Linked DNA regions of Homo sapiens: region 2 is linked to region 1. Evidence: chromatin contacts called from ENCODE Hi-C or POLR2A ChIA-PET data. All regions are on one chromosome and are shown on one strand. Each heading gives the region's core, a stretch centred on a gene start or an enhancer-like site at or near the end of the contact. The rest is flanking DNA. Distances are from core to core; before and after follow the strand shown.

Region 1 (7,467 bases), core at 2,471-4,970:
CCCTTTTGTGCCTTTTGAATTTTGTACCTTATGTGTGTGTTAGCTATATAAAAATCAACAAAATGTATTTTGTAATATACAGAATCATGATTTCAACTACACAAAATCAGACATATACAAGAAGGAAACTACAATAAAATTTAAATAGCACCAACTCCTTGTAATGAGATTGTTTCTCTTATCTTTCCTTTTAGATATTTTCTACATCTTCCTCAATTAATAATAATAATAAATAGGGCTTTTTCAATGATTTTATAAGCTGCATTTTTTTTAAATTTTACTTTAAGTTCTGGAATACATGTGCAGAACGTGCAGTTTTGTTACATAAGTATACATGTGCCATGGTGGTTTGCTGCACCCATCAACCCGCCATCTAGCTTTTAAGCCTTGCATGCATTAGGTATTTGTCCTAATGCTCCCCCTCCCCTTGCCCTTGTGTGATGTTCCCTTCCTTGTATCCATGTGTTCTCATTGTTCACCTCCCACTTATGAGTGAGAACATGTGGTGTTTGGTTTTCTGTACCTGTGTTAATAAACTGCATTTTTTAAACAATCAGGGAGAACAGTGTTTTCATACGCCACTGCTATATTAATCTATATAGATCAGGGCTCGAGCTGATACAACAAGTCTCCACCCATATGCCTTTTTCCTTTTCCAGTTTCTTTTCAGTTTGCCAGTGAGTGGGCTGTTTCTAGGTCTAATTCGTGGATCTCTTGTTGTTCACTCAGTCATAGTGAAACATCGTGAGTACATCACCCTTCGTGACGGCTAGGTTTCAGCGGCTAGGTTTCGGTTCAGATAACCTCATCGTTATCATGATCATATCTTCCGTCATCCATCACCATCACCCACTGTCAGCAAGCTCTTCTCAGTTCAGTGCCATATGCATTTTTTAAGCACCTGCAACCTTGGGCCCCTCATAGAGCCATGTGCTATGGGGCATGCGGAAGTGAATCCAAACTGTTCCACCCACCAAGATGCTGAGTCTTGGATAGGAGACAGCATATATGGAGTTAGCTTTGACTGGAGCCAGAGAGTGGTGAGTGCTTTCAAAGATGTCATGATGCAATATGACTATCAGGTGGGAGAAGCAGGGAATACCTTTAAAAGATAGCATGGGATATAATGACTCTCTGATGGGAGAAACACGGAGGAAACTTTCCTTCCTTTACACTTTCTGCATTCTTCACCTTGCTTCTCTCCATGTCCTTCGTCACACTCTGCAATAAGTTATGTCCTTGTCTTGGACCTTTCTTACCTACTACGGCCCAGGTGAGTATGCAATGTGATAGAGATACCAGCAAAATGCTATGGGGCTTAGAGGAAGCCGAGATTAACTCCACTCTGGAGGCAGAATTCTTTGGGGAGGTAGCGTTTGAACAGACTTCGAGGGACAGATGGCATTTAGATAGCAGAAAGCAAAAGAAGAGTGAGCTGAAAGAAAGAGGAGGGCAAAGGGAAGTGGGTTGCTGTGCAGTGATGCACTTTTCTGAACTTCAGATTCTATAGCTGCAATGTGAAGTTGATAGCACCACTGGCCCCAGAGGTTGCTGTGAGGATCAAGCGGTGCACCCAATAGCACAGCTAATATTTACTTCACACCCACTGGGTGCCCACAGTCACATAGCTAGCAGGAGCAGGGCCAGGAGATACATCCAGGGCTCAGAAGGAAAGCCGTTGATTGCTATAGTATAGTACCCTCAAAGGATGAAAAAGTCGTCCATAAACCACTTTTACAAGTGTAAATTATACTACTCCTTCTAACTTAAACCTGACACTTGGACCCTAGAGTTTTCTTATCTAAAATTCTAGTTTGTTTCTGAGCTTCCTGGATAGTCAGTAGCCTGCTGACCTGGTATCTAGTCTGATTTCCAGGCTGTTACTCTAGATGTGAACACTCTCAGAACTCAAGAGTGGGTTTCAAACTGGAGGACCCAGCCTGATTTGGCCTGGCTTGAGGCATTGGGAGGGCCACTCACCCTAGGTCTGACTGTGACCAGAGCTCCTTGACTTCCTCTCTGAGGAAACCACCAGCATTCAGAAGCCCCTCTTAGTTCTAAAGTTCTCAGCTGCTGAAGACATGAGCCACTTAGATGTCTTCCAGGTTGATGGCCTTGCTGAAGAGAGGCAGCAGCGGGCCAATATACTTCCAGGTATGTGGAAAGCCAAATAAAACAGTCTTGCCTTTGCTTAACACCATGATGCCTTCTTTAGAGGAGACTCATTCTTACTGGAGAAATGCAAGTTAACTCATAGCCCAGGGGAATCAAGTCTTGCAGCTGGTGTCATGGTCGTATTCCCTGAGAATGTTCTCCCTTGTTTGTTTTGAATACTGCTGTGGTGGCATCTGCGATGTCACCATCACCACGACTGACAGAAAAATTATCCTGGAATAAAAGTTCCTTTTCTTTGGTCTCTCAGGAAAAAGAAAAATCTTCAGAGCGATACCACATGTTTGTTCTGTGCCTTTTAGCTTACAGTGTCTTTCACGTAAATTACTTTTGGTCTCCTAACAACCTTGTGGTGATGTGTGTGTGCAAGAGGGGATATGGCACAAAGAAGGCTCATGGAGGAGAGGAATTACTTCCTCTGGATTCATGGGGTCCCTGAGGCTCAGAGAGGTCAAGCAACATGATGAAGTTCACACAGGCCGTCAAAGATAATGCAGGAACTCAGATGGTGGTTTCCTGCCTCCAGACTTCATGCACTTCTAACTTTCTTGAGCGCCCAGGGACACCACATCTTTAGGTCAACAGAAATGGAGGGAGCCTCTTTGTTTGGTTACTATACCTTCTGAAGTCCAGTCTCAGCTACATTCTTTTAAGGAATCCATCAATTTTAGTTGAAAATGCAACAGAGGTGCTGTTTCTCAACTGGGGGCAATTTTGCCCCTGGTGGACATTTAACAATGTCTGGAGACATTTTGTGTTGTCACAACTGGACAGAAGGGAGTGGGTGTCCCTAGTATTTAGTGACTAAAGGTTAGAGATTTTACAAAACATCCTACAATGCACAAGGCAGCCACCACCCCCACCCCCAATAACAAAGAATTATTCAGGCCAAAATGTCTAGAGTGCCAAGGTGGGGAAACTGTGTTGGAGGAAAAACAAAAAACAAAACAAAACAAAAACCCTACCTCCAATTCCCAGATCACCATGCACTTAGAAAGCTTTTCATAATGTCTCATTTCTAAAACCGACTATAGATGTTTTGCAAGCATATTTTTCTCCTATCATAAGGAGGATCTGCTAAATATGTCATAGCTGGAAGGGGAAACTGAGGCCCAGAGAAAAGAGGTGACTGTTCAAGGTCACCCAGCTAATAAATGATGGAGAAAGAACAGGCCCATTCTCCTGCCCTAAGGAGAATGCATTTTCTACTTCATCATGCTAAGCTTTGAGCCATTTTCTGACTCACTGATTCAATAAATGTTGTGATCTGAATATGCTCACTGACACAGACTTGCTTACAGCTTATTCTCACACAAAAATGAGGAGATGTGAAAAAAAAAAATACGAAGACATGTGAAAAAACCCAATGCAATGTGAGAAGAACCTCGTTGATTCTGCCTCAGTTCCCTTGATGTCTTTAGACCCACACCCACGACACAGCTAGCTGCTGGACAGAGGGGCTTTTAGTCTCTTTTTGAAGAGATAAAAGGTAAAAGCTCTCTACTGGAAATGAAACTGACGTCATTGAAGCCCTCAAGTTTCCTTGCAGAAGGCACATTACTGAAAATATCTAAGTTTCTTGGAACTTCAATCTTTTTCTTTTTTTTCTTATTTGATTTTCATAGCTTGTTCTGTTGGTTTAATGTTTGTTTTTCACTCAGCCAGTCAGTGAAACTGGGTTGGTCAGTGAACTTTCTAGGGACTGGAGGTTTCACTTTCAGGGTCTAAAAGTTTTGGTTTGGGCTTTTAAAGCCTTCATTAAGACAATTAGGGTTTAGCATTCCAGGCCAAGAGTGAATTTAAAAGATATGCATGCAAGAATTGCTTAGATAGTATTTATTGAATAGGTTAATTTTGACAAAATATTTATCCAACATGTGCTCTGTATTAGGCTCTGCCATAGGCAACAGAGAAACAGCCCTGAGCAAGACCCAGATGCTTTCTTCCCTCTATTGCTGACAGTCTGACTGGGGAAATTAATCAGTAAATAGTTCTCATCTACCCCTTAAAAAAAAATCCCTTACACTCTATGGAAGACTGAGCTCAAATTTTATTCTCTTACTAGAATATCCTTACCTTTTTTTCTTGGTCAAATTCCTATTCAGTTTTTGGGGATAAAAGCAAACGCCAACTCTCAAAAAAAAAACCTTTAGAAATCTCCCTAGGTAATCAGAAAATGCTTGTTCAGTACATCTTCAACCTCTTCTCCAAATGGTTACAAAACCATTCAGCATGCATTGTGGCCCCTTGTGGGAAAGTGGTGTAGGCTGTTCATTAAGAGGCACCCTTGTTTAAAACTAGATTGTATCACCTGCTGGTGCCTTGAGTAGTTTACTTAGACTCTCTGAGCCCAGTTTCATCATCCGTTGTGAGGATGAAGTATCGCACAGCCTGTGCAGTACCTGGCATATGGCAATTGCTCAGTACAGAGTTAGCCTAAGTGTCAGGCACTAAGCTCTCTGTGCTGCAGAGGATCCAAAAATTCAAGTGACATGGGCACTTCTCCCACAGAGCTCATAATATAGCAAGTAGAAACGTTCACAAAACCTCTGCAAAAGATAGACCACGACATGTTGAGAGGTGACAGCGCGCTGGCAGCCCTCACAGCCCTCGCTCACTCTCGGCGCCTCCTCTGCCTGGGCTCCCACTTTGGCGGCACTTGAGGAGCCCTTTAGCCCGCCACTGCACTGTGGGAGACCCTTTCTGGGCTGGCCAAGGCCAGAGCTGGCTCCCTCAACTTGCAGGGAGGTGTGGAGGGAGAATGTTAGAACATTTATTATAAAAAGTATTGAGGAGCAGATGAACATTAGTTCTGCATGGTGGAGCTGATTATCGGCAAAGGTTCTTAGAAAGGATAGAATTTAAGCTAGAGCACGAAAAGAGGATAGGATCTTTGAGGCAAGTCTTTCAGGCAGAGGAGGAGGGGAAAAAAGTGTATTGGGCATGCCCAGAAGAGGAAATGGCTTACCCCACAAAAGGCAGTGAATGTGAGAGCACTGGGTGTGGCTAAGCCTTTGTGTCGCTGAAGGGTGAGATTTTAGAGGTAGAATAGGTGTGAGAGAAGAGGGTTTGAGATACGGGTGGAATTCAGTATGGGATTATTAGCAGAGTTAATTGGAAAACAGCATCAAATTTTTAAGGGTTTGAAATGCCCAGTGCAATGTTTGGACTTCCCTCTGAGAGCAAAAGGGAGGCACTCATGTTTCTGAGTACAAGGATGGCTTGAATTGATGAGATTCCTGCTATCAAGTTGCTCCATCTGGTCAAGAACAAGGTAGAGAACAAACTGTAAGAGGATGTGATGAGTGAGACACTAAAAGCCTGAAAGAGGAAACCATTAAGGAGCAAGGCTTTAAGAGAAGAAAAGAGGAAACCTAACACCCTGATCATTCCTCCACCATCTTGTGCTCGTCTATTAATGCCTGTCTTCCTCTCTTGACTCTGAGCTCCTTAAGAGCCCAGCACAGTGCCTGTCATTCAACAAAACTTCAGAAAATGTGGATAAAAATAAGAAATTGTAGATAACTTCAGACATAGTAAGTATAGTGGATAGGAAACAAAGAGTGTTAAGGCTAGGAGACCTCTTAGGAATTTTTTGCAATAGCTCAAGTGAGAACTGTTAAGTCTGGAAGAAGTGCAGTGGAGTGGGCATGGAAGGGCGAGGATCAACAGAGATAGAGTAGGTATCGGGCTGGACGCAGTGGCTCATGCCTGTAATCCCAGCACTTTGGGAGGCCAAGGAAGGCGGATCACTTGATATCAGGAGTTCAAGACCAGCATGGCCAACATGGTGATACCTCGTCTCTACTCAAAATACAAAAATATTAGCTAGGTGCAGTGGTACATGCTTGTAATCCCAGCTACACAGGAGGCTGAGGCAGAAGAATCACTTGAACCCGGGAGTTAGAGGTCACAGTGAGCCGAGATGGCACCACTGCACTCCAGACTGAGCGACAGAGCAAGACTCTGTCTCAAAAAAAAAAAAAAAAAAGGAGGTATCAGGGATTGGTTGGAGGTGAGGAGGGTAAGCGAGGAGGCAGAGAGTAGAGATACTGAGTCTGGGTGCTTGGAAGCGTGATGATGCCATCAACCTATCAACTCAGAGCAGAAGGGCTCGAATGACAAGGACATTGCCCAAGCAGGAATTCAATATATATTTGCGGAGAGGATGGATGGGTTGATAGATGGATGGGTCTTCAACATAAGCACGGAATTATAGACTCATTTATTATTGGGGAGCTTACATATCATCAGCCCTATTATTCTATATATGAGTGAAGTGAGGTAAGACAAGAACTGACTGCTTTTGATCACATAGCTACCAGGTGATAAATTTAGGGCATGAAACTCCTAAGCTAGTGTTCTTTCCAGTATGTTATATAGTTATTTTCTTCAATTCTTAAAAAGAATTTCAGAGGAAATGGTATGCATGAATATCATATACCACTTGTAATTTATTTTTTTAACTAAAAGCTACATTGGGAATTTCATTTCCGTTTCTCTGATTAAAATAGGAATTCTAAAAGTCATGCATATTGATTGAAAAGTCCTCGGCTTTGGGGCCAAATTCTTCCAGTGGCTGTTACCTTCTATAATCCCATTTTCCAAGACATTTCTCTCTTGCCTACCCAGATTCACAACTTGCAGAATATGAAGCATGCCTGAAGAACTTGTACAGCAGAGAGGGTGGCATAATTTTAGCCTAGAGGTAGTTCTAAGGGCAGTTCATCATTTTGCAAAGGTGAAATTAACTTTTAGAGAAATCACGTGGAAATTTACTTTTAGATGAATCACGTGGATCTAAAACAAAAGGACTGATTTCCTTAAATCACATCAAAAACCAGTCCCTTGACTTTTTCACACTTTGTGTGTATCGAGTGCCTGCGACATGCTCCTCGGCTCTCTAGTTGTCCTAGTGGAGAGGATGATACAAAAGTTTAAGATACAGTTCTTCCTTTAAGGAGTTCTTATCCTAGGTAAGGAGATGAGATTCATATGGGAAAAAAAAATCACACAGTAATTAATGATGAAACAATTGTTTCTTTTCCTTGGTAACTTTCAGGCATTAAACAACAGATGGATTAAGTGAATCTCAACCTGGGAAGCTTATCACATCAAATTTTTGGGGGGTATTTGTGGGTGACTACAGCATCTCGGCCTATAGGTCATCAGTCTCTGATGTCAGAGAACACATCTTCTCATTTTCTTGTCCTCCAGGGACAGCATTACGGTGGACAGTGAATCAACACTGTTGCCAGGAGGCAGGCACAGAGTTTGAGTGGGGAAAGGGAAAAG
Region 2 (6,993 bases), core at 4,284-6,783, 50 kb before region 1:
CTTTTTCCCAGTGAAAGAATCCTTTCCATAGTTTTTCTGATAAGCCACTGGCACCCACTAACAACCCAAGCCTGAAAAGCATCCAAAGACCGGATATTTACCTATGAAACATGTTATGGACCAGTTGATGATAATAATGTTTTGCACTTACCTGATGATGTCATTTCAGTAGGTTCAAAACAAGGGATCAAATAATACTCCCATGCCAAGCAGGCAGAAAGGTAGCAAATAGATTTCTTAGAATCCTCATTTCACAAATAGAGCAATTTAGTTTACGTATTTGCTGATTTATTTAACCCCTATCTCGTTTCAGAATTGTTTCAAGTAGACAGGGTACTTTGGTTTCTGGATTCAATAGCGGTTGAAAGGTTAGAAAACAGTTTAAAAGAAGGGAAGCTCTTTGCATAATAGAGAAAAATAGATTTGCATGAATATATTTTGTAAAAGTTGCACAATTGGGTGCAATGCTTCTGTAGAAAAATTCCTGAAAACATTCAGTGCACCACTGTACTTATTATATTAAAAATTCTAGCAGCTGTGCTTTTCTTCTAAATTAAGGAAATAAAGGAGTATCATGAGCTAATGCCACATCAAAGTGGCATGTTTCAACACTTCAACATCATGTGTTGCCAGAGTCAAGTTTTCCAGGAGCCCTGGCTCACCCCTCTGTTCCTGGAGGCAGATGTTGGAGTGGTCACTCCAGGGCAGCGGCAGTCAGAATTTCTTGGTTCTCCTTCCAGATTGTGGCGAGGTACTGGATATGCTTTTTCCCACCTTAGTTAGTTTCTCTGGCAAATCCCTTTGCCATGTAAAGGGATCATGGTCAAATGGACACATTTGAAAGGTTGCCATGTGGAAAAGGAGCATAGGCCTATTCTGCATGATCCCAGAGGATACAACTAAGACTGACAAGATAGTCCCTGCTGCAAAGAGATGGATTTGGACTTTATATAAACTATGAGGAAAATAAGTCTTCTTAACTATTTAACACTTACAGGATAAACAACCTCATTTGACCTCATTTGCACTATTTAATTTAATTTAATTATTTCAACAACCCAAGAGGCAAGTATTATTAATTTTTAGGGACTGGGAAACTGAGACTCAGACAGGGTAAGTAACTTGACAAAAGTAATGCCATTTCTGAGTGTGCCAGAGCTGAGACTTGAGTCAAGCCAAGCCTTACACCTGCTCAGTCATGTGGAATTAGTTTATGGAATTAACTACTGAGTTAGACTCCCTTGTAGAAAATGGAGTAGGGAAAAACCCATCAAAATCAAACACAAATTAATAAGCAACAGGTTACTGTGCAATTTATAAATGATCGAGGTGGGTCTAACACCTGTAAAGGCATAGATTTAGAAGATGCAAATGCAGACATCTGTAGACATCTAAGGATGTTATAGATCCTGTTTTACGAATGTCTGCATATGCCGAGTGAGGATGAAGGCCTGCCCAAAGGATCCTCATGTAGACATGATCACTATAAACCATGTGAAAAAAGAATCCCAGGCAATGAGAGAGTTGGTCTTTCTGTTCCACCCCTGTCGAGGAAAAGAAAAGAAGCTCTTCCTTTCAGAACATTGTAGAAAAATTGATATTATGACTTAAAACTAAAATACTATGAGGTCCAGGGAAAGGGAGCAATTTTCCCAGGGTTCCCCAGCAAAAAAAGGGACAGGCTTTGCATAGGCACCTAAGTCCCATAAAACCCTCAGGCCTATTGAGGTTCCACTGAGCAGCACGGCCTGTGAGTCTCCATTCTGACCAGGAGGTTCTTTTGCCCCAGGCTGTGGGCTCCATGAGGGCTGGCGGGGCGCCTCTCTCATGCCTCCCACTAGTTTTGAAACCCTGCATCCCCACTGCTAGGTCCTCAATCAGTCTTAGGAATCTCAACCTACTTTCCTAAACCGATTTCCACTATTCCCACTTGCCAAGTTAAGGCACTCAGCTTGCCTAAAAGTACCAGTTAGAAATGGAAAGTGTCTCAGAGATCATCTAATTTAATCCTGGCATTTTACAGATGAGAACACAGGAAGCTCAGAGAGAATTAAGTGGGTTTCCCAGTCACTGGTAAACATTGTGCGTGGTGCCTATTATACGCCATGTCTGATGTTAGGAAGCCCCAGTGGCTATGATGACCTATGAAAATGGGACCTCTCCTGACAAGGAACCCACTAAATATCCAGTTGTAGGTGCCTGGTGGCTGAGCAGGGAAGGCAGGAGCTGAGATTCCTGGGTTCTGGTGTTTTATAATGCTGATTCACAGGCAGACTTTGAATCAGATTGGTCTCTTTCCTGGGCTTCAGTTTCTCCAGTTATACCATAAGTGGGTGAGTGGTTTTCACATTCCTCCTCTGGGGACTGGTGAGGTAATGGCAGGTTTATACTGAGGGAACTTAGGAGACTGAGAGCCCAGAGAAACCAGGGGCCTTGTGGGATGTCTGGCCTGTCTGTGCAGAGTGTTCTGCACATGGCACTCTCCTTGTAGATTCAGAAGGGAAGGCCTGGGGAGAAATGTGGGGGGTGGGGTCGGGTGCGGTGGGGGTGGGGGAACTAGACGTTCCCACTGTTTACAGGTTTGAAGTTTTAGTAATTTAAACTTGGCCCTGGTGCATGTCATACCAAAGGGACCATCCCTGAATGATTCACTTCTCTTCAGAAACTCCCTGTGCCTGGGCTTGCTCCTGGAGGGCAGGGACCTTGGACTTTACTGGCCTCAGTACAGTGCCCGGCTCACTACAGGCACTCAATGCTGTTTGTAATGTGGTGTGCTTTCCTCCTCCAGGGAGCATCTTGGGGTGGTAATAGACCATGAGCTGCTTGCTCCATTTTCTTTGTTTATGAAAGTGCATACCATTAGACAGCCTTGCCTTAAAGGAAAAAGTGCACACTCATCTACTCCTTTGTGAAGTGGTTGAGAGTCTGTCCTGCATGACAGTGCAGTGGCTGCAGCTCCCTGAAGCAAAGCAAAGGATCTCTAGCACTGTGCGGTAATGGAAAGAATATTTAACTAGAAGTCAGGATGCCAGTATCTAAGTACTGGGTCTGTGCTAGGAGACCTTATATGAGTCATAGACATGTGTATGTGGCACTTTAGAGTTTAGAAAATCCTTCCTGTACATGGTTTTATATAGGCTTCACAATAAACCTCTGCATGCAGCAGTATTTCCCCATTTTGTTCCCATTTTCCAGAGAAGGAAAATGAGTCTTGGGGAGGTTAAAGGACTCTGGAGTCCCGGAGATACTTGGCAGTGCTGGGCCTTGATATAAGGTCTTGCCAACATCAGAACCTCTTTTTACGAATGTTCTTTTGATAGCCTAGGTCCCAGGTTCATCTATGCAAACAAAGATAGTGGGCAATCTCTACAATCCTGTTCAACCCTGATATTCTGTGGCCCTATGGATCAATTGAGGCAGGTGCACTTGCTCTCTAATACTGTGTCCTTAGCACTTGAGTTTACACTATGATGTTGTGCTGTGAGACAGAGAGAGATATCAAGGGAAAAAGTGACACCATCACCACCATCTTCTGAGGATGGCGTCAGAGTGAGAAGGGGATTGGCTTTGGAGCCAGATCAAGGCAGCATGACATCTTGTCTCTCTCAGTTATTGACAGTGAGACTTTGGACAAATCTCAAAACCTCTTTGTACCTCTGCTTGGTCTTCTGAGTTTTCAAATGGATGCAAAGATACTTACTTACAGGTTGATGATTGTGTAGATCACATAAAATTGCTTTAAAAAGGCTGATACATTTATTACCTGTATGCAGTTTGTGATGTGTATTAAAAGTTAGGTCCCTTTCCTTACTTTTGTCTGGTAGATATAAAAATTCAGCCTGTTGTCACAACAAAGATTTGCTTAATTTCATGTGGCCCTGACAGTATAAGCTCTGTCTGCTGGAAGGGATAGTGAGACCACTTGCACTCCTATCCATTGGAGTGTATCCAGGGCCAAAAGAGGACAAAGTATGATTTGATTGGAAGTGAGAGTAAATGGGCACAACAAGAAGTATCACTGCATATGAAAAATAATTTGAGAGACCCTTGTCTGCCTTAGTTCATATAAATTATTGATATTAACCATAATAAAATATCCATGTTTACTTTCATATTAAAAGAGCATCTGGCATAGAGCATTGCTCAATACTTATTGGTTGAGGAAGTGAATTCATTTTTGAATGAAAAATAATGCCTTAAAGTGTTTGCCACCAGGTAAAATTGATGTTCTAGGAAGATTCATCATACTTAACTGTGGCCTTCGGTACCTTGCTGCACAACCCCTCACTCCTACCCTGAAGAGTGTGAACCCCACAGAGATTCATTCTTTTATTGTGCAGATGACAGATCTAGACTGGCAGATGTAAAGTTGTAAATGCTGAGTTGGTCTAAAACCCAGGTCTCCTGAGTCTCAGCCCAGGACCATACCACTGAACCACACTGCTTTGTCCTTAGGTTTCCAGACCTTCGGGCTTTCAGCTTCTCTGTATCATCTGCTTTTTTGGTTCCTCCATACACAATACTTGGAGGTTAGAATTGAAGAGCTTTCTGTGCTTTGCTGGGGCCGTGTTTCACAATTTTGACAAATATTCAGCTTGCCCATGTTAGTTTTCAGAATCCTCAGCGTTAACTGTTTGAAGAATATGGTTTGTGAAGGACTTTATGACTGTTTTGATTATTTCTTCCGTGTATATCTCCAAACTATTTGAGTAAAAACATTTTTGTGCTTGGGAGAAAAATACTAAGCCTTGCCTTGTTTCTAAGGAGAGGAAACCGAGGTCCAGGGTGAAGAAATTTTCTCAGTTAGATGTAGTCCCTGGAATGACAGCCTGAGTTCCTGTATTTCATCCTTTTTAGGGACCTATAGCACACTAGTTTTCTGGCTTGGACACAATCTTCCCTGAAACCCAATCTGGGAAACCTTCCAAGCAGAGACACCCAATTTTGCCAACCTTGCTGCCACCTTCCCCAAGATACTCATTTCCCAGCATACCAAACGTTTCCTCTTTCTTCCTTCCCCCACCCCTCTCCTCCTTCCCCTAGATCTCTTCCTCTGCCCAACATTTCCCTGGCTGTCAGAACTTGTTTCTTGTCAATTGCTTCTCCCTAAGCCTAGATACACCCAATGTGGTGTCCTTGACAAAACACTGTGTGGGGGTGATGCAACAGCCCAAGGTGTCAAAATAATTAGGTAATTAAAGCAGGGGAAGGTCAGGGTTTCTTCTGTTTGGAAAGACAAATACACACACAAAGAGAAAAGCAGAACAAGGAAGCCAATTTCACATCTCCTTTGTTTCTCCCTTGCTCCTTGACCCAATGTGAAAGCTTAGTGCCTATGATCAATTCTCTCAGAGTACTGGAATAAGAACCCACCTGACCTAGTATGCTTGGCAAGTTTGAACACCAAGGAATAGAACGTTTAAAGGTTTCAACACACCCTTGTTGTTGTCTTGCCTGTTTGTTTTCACACCAGCCCCACCCTGAGCTTCTACTGGTGCAATGGCCCCAGATGGTGGCTCAATGCCATGGATGGGATATTGCTCAAAGGAGTCTGTGGGTACGAAAGGCGGAGTCTCCTCCCAGGAAACCAAGCCTCAAGGTCATCTTCTCTTGGCTTTTATTTGTTTATTCGCTCAACATTCCACAGTTATTAAGAGCCTGCTATGTTTTAGGGATTGTGCTTGGAACATAGGATGGGGCTGAGAGGAAGCAGAGAGCAATATGAAATAGCCCCTGTCTGTCCGGGAGGAGCTTACTGTCTAGTGAGAAAGTGGCCATATGGGCAAATATCATAGTTTTGCTGGGATGACAAGTCTCTAACTGAGGTCCGAACAAAGTTCTAGAGATCTCAGAGAAGGAAGTGACCAACTCCCTGGAGGACTCTAGGAACAAGTGACAAAGGAGGTGACATTTGAATTATAACTTTAAGGATGAGTGAGGTTTCTCCAGACAAGAGGAGCAAAGAGGTCATTCTAGGCAGAGGAAGAGCATATTCAAAGGCAGGAAGGATGAAAGAGCATATTGCTTTCTGAGAATGTGGAGTTCATTGATACTAAAATTGGGGCTATGCTGGGGTAGGTGGGAATGAAGAGATATGGCTGAATATGTTGATAGGGGCAAAATCAAGGGTGTCCTTAACAAGATGCCTGGAATATGGCCTGCCCTGATGGCATCAGGGCACCACTGGAGATTCTGGGGCACAGGAGATGAGAGTAAATCTATAAGGCAGTGGCGGCAGCAACACTTCCTCCAGTTGTCTTCCTGCTGGGGACACACTCTCAGGTCTCCTCTCCTCAACCATCAGTTCTACTTTTCTCAGCCATTAAATAAGGTAGCTTTCAGCATCAGCCTCTTCCCAGGAAGAGCACACACTCAGATGACTGACTCCGGGGACCCAGAGACTCTCCCACCCACAGCTCAGCCATCCAAGTGAAGTGGAACTGTAGAGTGGTTACACAAAGGGCTTTGGCTTCAGAGTCCCGGTTTTGACTGGCTTCAGACACCCCTGGTTTGAACCTTGCCTCTGCCTGTTATCAGCAATGTTATATTGAGCCAGTGACTGAACTCCTCCAAAGCCTCAGTTTGCCTTTGTAAAATGAGATTGCAGGGTAATCATGCCTTCCTTATTGGGTTTTCTTGGGGAGGTAAATCAAGGGCAACACCATGCAAGTCACCAGTTAGCATAAATTTGCCGTGTTACACAACACCTGATTCATAGCACACGGAAGTGTTTTGTAAATTGCGTATGTGATAGACCTTCCAATTGGCGTTTTTTAGCCCTGTTACCAGCTTAACACATCATGTGTCTTTTGATAATGTGGCACTAAGATGTGGGCAAGAGGCTCCCTTACCTTGGGCCACATACTTTGTTTCTGAAGGTAAATGCCACCATGTACCACAGACAAAATAGCAAATAAACCTGAAAAAGAGGGTGTGGGCATGTCTATCGTTCAGGATCCAGTACTCATAGCTGGCGTAGCTGGACCCATAATC

The links. Hi-C counts contacts between places; a loop is a spot of excess contacts on that map. ChIA-PET counts read pairs that join two places held with the same protein, here RNA polymerase II (POLR2A). Pooled maps may share reads with other maps.
Region 2: POLR2A ChIA-PET joins it to region 1 with 10 read pairs in activated CD4-positive, alpha-beta T cell. The contact joins two enhancer-like sites. A Hi-C loop is called at or near these places in 2 of 168 maps with a recorded cell type or tissue (HepG2 and left cardiac atrium) and 1 of 50 pooled maps. POLR2A ChIA-PET finds 5 or more read pairs at or near these places in 6 of 52 experiments (A673, MCF 10A, activated CD4-positive, alpha-beta T cell and 1 more).

Annotation. Positions count from the first base shown.
Region 1 is chr3:187,796,409-187,803,875 of GRCh38, reverse strand. No RefSeq gene overlaps it. Among named protein-coding and RNA genes, the nearest start is that of BCL6, 55 kb to the right of the region's middle. RefSeq lists an enhancer at 711-770. Within about 2 kb of position 3,720, at least 3 of the 41 ENCODE cell types and tissues checked have a DNase peak (open chromatin) inside an H3K27ac peak, as active enhancers do.
Region 2 is chr3:187,848,936-187,855,928 of GRCh38, reverse strand. All of the region lies in intron 2 of LOC105374264 (a long non-coding RNA gene), which reads left to right. Among named protein-coding and RNA genes, the nearest start is that of BCL6, 110 kb to the right of the region's middle. Within about 2 kb of position 5,533, at least 4 of the 41 ENCODE cell types and tissues checked have a DNase peak (open chromatin) inside an H3K27ac peak, as active enhancers do.